2 separate regions of the Homo sapiens genome follow, and region 2 is linked to region 1. Evidence: chromatin loops called from intact Hi-C (ENCODE). Cell type or tissue: ascending aorta. All regions are shown on one strand. Links, peaks and the distances in the headings refer to the core of each region. The heading gives the core; the rest is flanking DNA.

Region 1 (2,922 bases), core at 318-2,817:
ATTTTCCAAAGATGCACATATCTCACGCCATAAGGTCTCCTTCCACTAGCAGTGGGGAGTCTATTCCCTCCATTTGAATCTGGGCACAGGGTTGTGACAGCACTGGCCATAGAGTATGCTGGAAGTGATGCTATGTGAGTTCCCAGCTAAGTCGCAAGGAGACACGGCTTCTGCCGACTCTCCTTCTGGCAGTCTTCATTCTGCCTTCTTCCCTTTTCTTCCCCGACCAGAACCAGGAGTCCTGGGCTAAGACGTAAGGGTTCCAACTACTCCGAAGCTGCCATGCTAGAGAGAACTCATCAGGAGACCAAATACAGACAGAAAGGGAGGTGTCTGAGGAGTCCTAACTGTACCAGCAGCGAATGTTCAAGAGGTCCCAACATCAACCAGTGGGCTTGTGAGTAGGTAAGGTCAGAAGACTCCAGCTACCCACCCCTCCTTAGAGTCTTCTCATTGCAGCTAAGATATGGTGGAGCAGCGAAAAGTCATCTCTGCTGCGCCCTATCTGAATTACTAACCTATAGAAATCTGTGATAGTAACAGATGTCTTTTTATAAGCTACCAACGTTTTGTGTCATGTATTATACACATACAGAAGCTGAAACACTCCCAATGTGATTGCCAGCAAACCCAATTCTCTGCAAAATAAAAACAAGTATTATGTCCCAAGAACTATATTTTGTATATCATCACTTCTCCTCACAATGATTTTGTAAGCCATCTCTATTTTACAAATGAGCAATACTGGGCTGGGAGAAGCTAATAAGGTGCTCAATGTCACACAGCTGACAAGTGAACCAAGATTGGAACCCAAGTCCCTCTGACTGCAAACCCCATGATACTCCTCTTTCCTTCAATGATATCCCTCTTTCTTTCCCCTACAAGTTCACACTGCAGAGGAAATCATGTGACTAAGGTCTCAGTTATAGTACTGGGCTCAGTAAAACTAGCCTCACTCATTTCTTCCTTTCCAACTAACCTACACTGAATCCTATCATTTACAGACTAATACACAAATTATAGTAATTTCTATATATGTTGAAAAATAATAAAAGAATGAGGGAGCTATGTTAAGATTGATTAACAGGAAACTATTTACAAGAAGACACCTATTTAGAACAATATTAAGGGTGCCTGCTGTGTTTTGATTTTAAGGGTTACAGATTGCACTTTGACAAAAGTGCTTCTACGAATTATAATTATATTCATTTACTTCCCAATGAATATTTTCATTCAAAGGATTTTACTGCTCTCTGTGGGCATATGATTAATATGCATGTGCTCAAACAATATTCACAAACTTCACAATCCTAGAGAGAGAAAAAACAGTGATCAGCTTTCCCCAGTCCGAGTAAATTGCTTTGAGTGAATTTCTGCACCTGTAAAGATGCTCTTCTGGGGATGGGCTGTGTTTGCATCCGGGGCTGGATGTCAAGATGCCCTTCTGTCCTGATATTTTTCAAGGGCAACAGCATTACATTGTTATTCCAATGGACAGAGCTCATAAAAAGACATCCTTATATTCTGGAGCCTTTAGGAGAAAGCTTTTCTTTGGCAGTGAATGAAAACAAAGGCAAAAGATGAAAGGAACCATCTTTCAAAGGAAACAAAAAGGCCTCTACAAAGAAGTGCATAAATGTAGAAAGCAGAAAAAAAAAAAAGGTACATTATATTTGGCGTGAGAGTAGAGACAAAGCAAGGCCCAATGGAGCAATACTCTTTCTTTACAAATACTGTCAGAATTTTGGGGAAAAAAAAATCATTTTTGAAGGTTCCAGGAACAAAACCAACAGACGAGAGCTTAAAATATACACAGCCACAATGTTTCCATTTTGTTGGAGTTTCAGAAGAACTCCTGTGGGCAAACGCTGCATGTAAAACAGACTGGGTGTGATGTAACTATATCAAGGCAACAAACACATCAGGAACAGTTGGAAACCAGCCAATACTTTGGTTTTATATAATGTCCATCAACTGGTTGGGCTGATTTTTTACCATAAATGGCCTGTTTTAAAACTGACTGAACAGTGGACTTGAATAAATAGTGTACCAAACTAACACCATAGAGAAATATACAGAATCAAAGGTGTTCAAGAATGTCAAGCAACAGCACAGCCACAGAAGAGGTACAGGCCGATATTAATAAACCAAATCTAATCACATTTTCATTTTCCGACTGAAATCTTTCCCAAAGCAGTACCTTTACATACAGTGCTTTTTGTTAAAAATAAATAAATAAAAATAAAATGCCAAACGAGCACTAGGCTCCTCTTTATTATGTCTTTAAAAATAAAAGACTCAAGCCAGATTGGACAGTTTTCTTTGAAATTCTAGTTTCAGCTGCTTTCAGCGGCTCATTTTGAGAAACATCTGTCCAGTCTGGCTCTTGGGGAGATGTTCAAAGACAAGTGTTCTCATCTGAATGCTAAGGGACTCTCCTAAGGGAGTCAACAGTCCTCTGAAAGCAAGCAGAAACTATCAAAACATCTATAACCCTTGAACTTCTTTATCAAGTTCAGTGCACAGCGTACAATATGACTCAATTTCATCTTTAGTAAAAAATAAAGTTTGTCTGCTTCACTGCCACCTTTAAGACATCATGTTGTTTTCATATTAAAAACTTAAAATATTCAGTGACCAATTAATTTGGAGGCAAAATTGGCCAAGTATAAAGTTATGCAGGGGAGAATTCAGATTTGAACACAGCTAACTTGGAATCTGAGTTCATGTACAACATATGTATATACAAACCCACATGTTGCATTTGTGAATGTAGGCACAGAGTGAAAATTCTCCATGTTTAGGTCCACAACACAGAGCCATGTCACGAAGAATTAACACATGTTCTAATTCTCACCAGAAGTGATCCAAATAGGTTAATGAACACCTCCTACATTTCAGATATAATAATATACATTGTCA
Region 2 (2,922 bases), core at 313-2,812, 100 kb after region 1:
TTTTATATGTATTCTTTCATTTTATCCCCAAGTGATTCTATGGAGTAAATAAATACTATTACTTGACACCGTTTTGCAGATAAAAAAGCCCAGGCCTACTTAAGTTACATAACTTGTCAACGGTGACATTGTGACAGAAGTAGGAATTTAGTCCCACCATACCCTGGTCATTAGAACACACTACCTCATACCTCAAGGTGAAGCCCACTGGTGCTTGAGAGTGGCCACTGCTTTGGTTTCCCAGATTGTTAAGATGACAAACGGCTCAGTTCCGTTTCAATATTGCAGTACTGGTCTGATGGCTGGATTCTACTGTCATAGGATTTTCAACTGTATTTTATTCCTTTACAAATTCCCAGATAGAGCAGGAGGGCAGGTAAAGAAGACATATTACCCTCCAAAAAAGAAAAATAAAAAACTTGAGCATCGAGACACTCAATATTTACGCTACCCCTTCAGTGCTATACATCCTAACACAGCTTAAAGTTTTTATTTTACTCACAAGTCCTGCTGCTTTGGTAATTCACGAAAGGGTTGTGCGCCTGACCTCTAATGATAATTCGTCATATATCCTCATGCTTTCTTATTGGAGCTGTGAAACAATGAATTAGCAACAAATCCTCCACTCTTTGCCCCTTCAGCCCTTGGAGTTTAACTCCTCTCACATTACAGTATTTATTGAATTTCCCAGCCAAACGGTGTTGTGCTCCATAAAATTCTGACAAGTGGACTCTGCCAAGCTAATAATGGCTTCATTCTGCTGAAATAAACTTATTTCACTGTGGCAAACAAAACGACATGACCTGGAAAGGTTATTTTTAACTGGGTAATGACTCAGTCCCAACCAAGCTTTTCTCTCAAGGTTCCCAGTTTTAAATAAATTTCATTTCTTAAACGTAAATGCATGCTATTACGTGTGTTCTTGTCTGTCAATCTTTCACAATGAAGTAAAGGCAGATATTTTCATTGCTTAAGGTGTATGATTCTCTTTATTCAATAACTTGGTCGGCTTATCAAACTATTCCCAAGGATCCTGGCATAGAGAAGCCACCCAGAGAACCTGAAAGACAAGGCTACATAAAGAAGCAAAATCCTTTTAAACAGAATCTGGTTTTATTGCATTTTTCTTTTAATTAAACAGCGTCAGAACCTTTCCAATTCGGCAAAACTTTTAAGAGTGTGCCTCTGAGAAAGAGCTCTTATCTCATGTTTTTAAAGCGTGAATAAATTTTGCTAAGTTTGCTTAGCCTGCTTACCAAATAAAGATATGCCAGGACAAATTTCTCTACATCCACATTAGTTAACATCCCCCCTGTATCTTAAACTCTCCATACCAAAAATGTCTGCTACTAAAAAGTTTGAAAAGCAGAAACACGCGTTTTTCTCTATACTGCCTCCATATCTTACAGTTATCATTTACATCTTTTTATCTTGCACTGCGAGCCCCTCAAAAACAAACAAATGAACAAACAGAAACAACTTCCATGATAAGGTCAAATTTTCTTCAAGTTTCAAATGATCAGGGACTCCGAGAGCACCATTACAACAGCTGGGATCTTGTACCAACATGCTGCACCCTGCCAGTCCTGCCTTCTGAGACTAATAAAAGAGAAAACCCTTGACAGCTAACAGCTGGGCTCCTTATGAAGCTGTTCAATAGAAACAACAAGGCCTCCCACAGCCCACCAAAAATCAGGACTTGGTGTATAGACACAAATATGTACAAGAAAAGAAATTTGGTAAGAGGGAACACATATTTAAAAGAGACTGAAACAAGGAGATGATGAAGAATAACAGGGGAAAAAAACACTAATCAATGAAAGAGAAACCCAGTCATACCGGCATAACTATTGAAGATGTTAAGAGTTAGTGCAAAAGGAATTACCCATGGTTTTAATCTGGCTGGAGTAGGGGACTTGTATTACATATGATTAGCTACAAAGGCAAAAGAACAAGAACCTTTTCAGTAAATTCACATAGTCATGGTTCTGTCCAAACCACAATACAAAATCCTGAATATCCTTTTGATGACCTATAGTGTGTATTCACACTTGCAGTAAAAGAAACTAATGTGAATCGCCTTACTATTGCTTCCTGCCAGCCCCTCTGCCTCCATATTAAAGACCATCAGCTAGGCTGTGGCTACCAGCTACAACTCCTCAGTCAAAGCCATGTCACAGAATTACTGCCAGTCGGCTTAACAAATAAAGTACAAAAATAAAAGCACACTGAAGCCATATAAAAGTACTGTGGCTAAACAAGGAGTGGTTATGCTGGCCATTGAGTAAAAATATCTGTAATTCCTTCAAGTTCAGTAAGTTAAAGTAAAGCTTCAAACTAGGGTAGCTGAGGTTATAGTCAATATACAGATAATACAAATAGAAACTAGCAAAAGCATAAGGAACACAAAAACTCTCCTGTAATGTATTACAGATGGTTTTTAAAAGTTTCTATGGCTACTAGTAAGGAAACAAAAGCAAAATCTTTTTCCTTTATAATGTGCACTTTAGATGGCCCAACAGAATCACTTCCAATTGCTACAGATAGATAACAAACACCAGACAGGCAGTCTGAGAAGCCGCTTAATTTGTTGTGTGTGTGTGTGTGTGTGTGTGTGTGTGTGTGTGTACCTCATACACATTGTTCACCGCTAGTGGCAATTCAGATACTGACCCAGAATATGAACAAGGTAGGGTGGGAGGGATTCAGCATTACTATGGAAAATGGCCATGGAACCATTCATAAATTAACGACTCAGAGATAATTGAACTTGTTCCTGTGTTAACTATGAGTTTCATTTTGTTAAACAGTCAACACTGAAATTGTTTTAATCCTATAAATTCAACTAAAACAATTACTGAAGTGTGTTCAATGCCGTGGTTATTTCTATTTTTGCAGGTATTAGGCACTATGTTTTGAAAT

Evidence for each region. Peaks named below come from ENCODE experiments on the same cell type or tissue, not always from the same donor. Only the 100,000 strongest peaks of a DNase experiment are listed, where the experiment ranks them.
Region 2: it touches region 1 in a loop (2.0-fold over the local background); 1 of 110 quality-filtered maps calls a loop at or near these places.

Annotation. Positions count from the first base shown.
Region 1 is chr9:8,683,610-8,686,531 of GRCh38, forward strand. All of the region lies in intron 12 of PTPRD (protein tyrosine phosphatase receptor type D), which reads right to left. Among named protein-coding and RNA genes, the nearest start is that of PTPRD-AS1, 170 kb to the right of the region's middle. In ascending aorta, for the core only: no CTCF peak of the experiment used is centred there; no DNase peak of the experiment used is centred there; H3K27ac peaks cover 145 bases.
Region 2 is chr9:8,783,443-8,786,364 of GRCh38, forward strand. All of the region lies in intron 11 of PTPRD (protein tyrosine phosphatase receptor type D), which reads right to left. Among named protein-coding and RNA genes, the nearest start is that of PTPRD-AS1, 73 kb to the right of the region's middle. In ascending aorta, for the core only: no CTCF peak of the experiment used is centred there; no DNase peak of the experiment used is centred there; H3K4me3 peaks cover 2,500 bases; H3K27ac peaks cover 2,419 bases.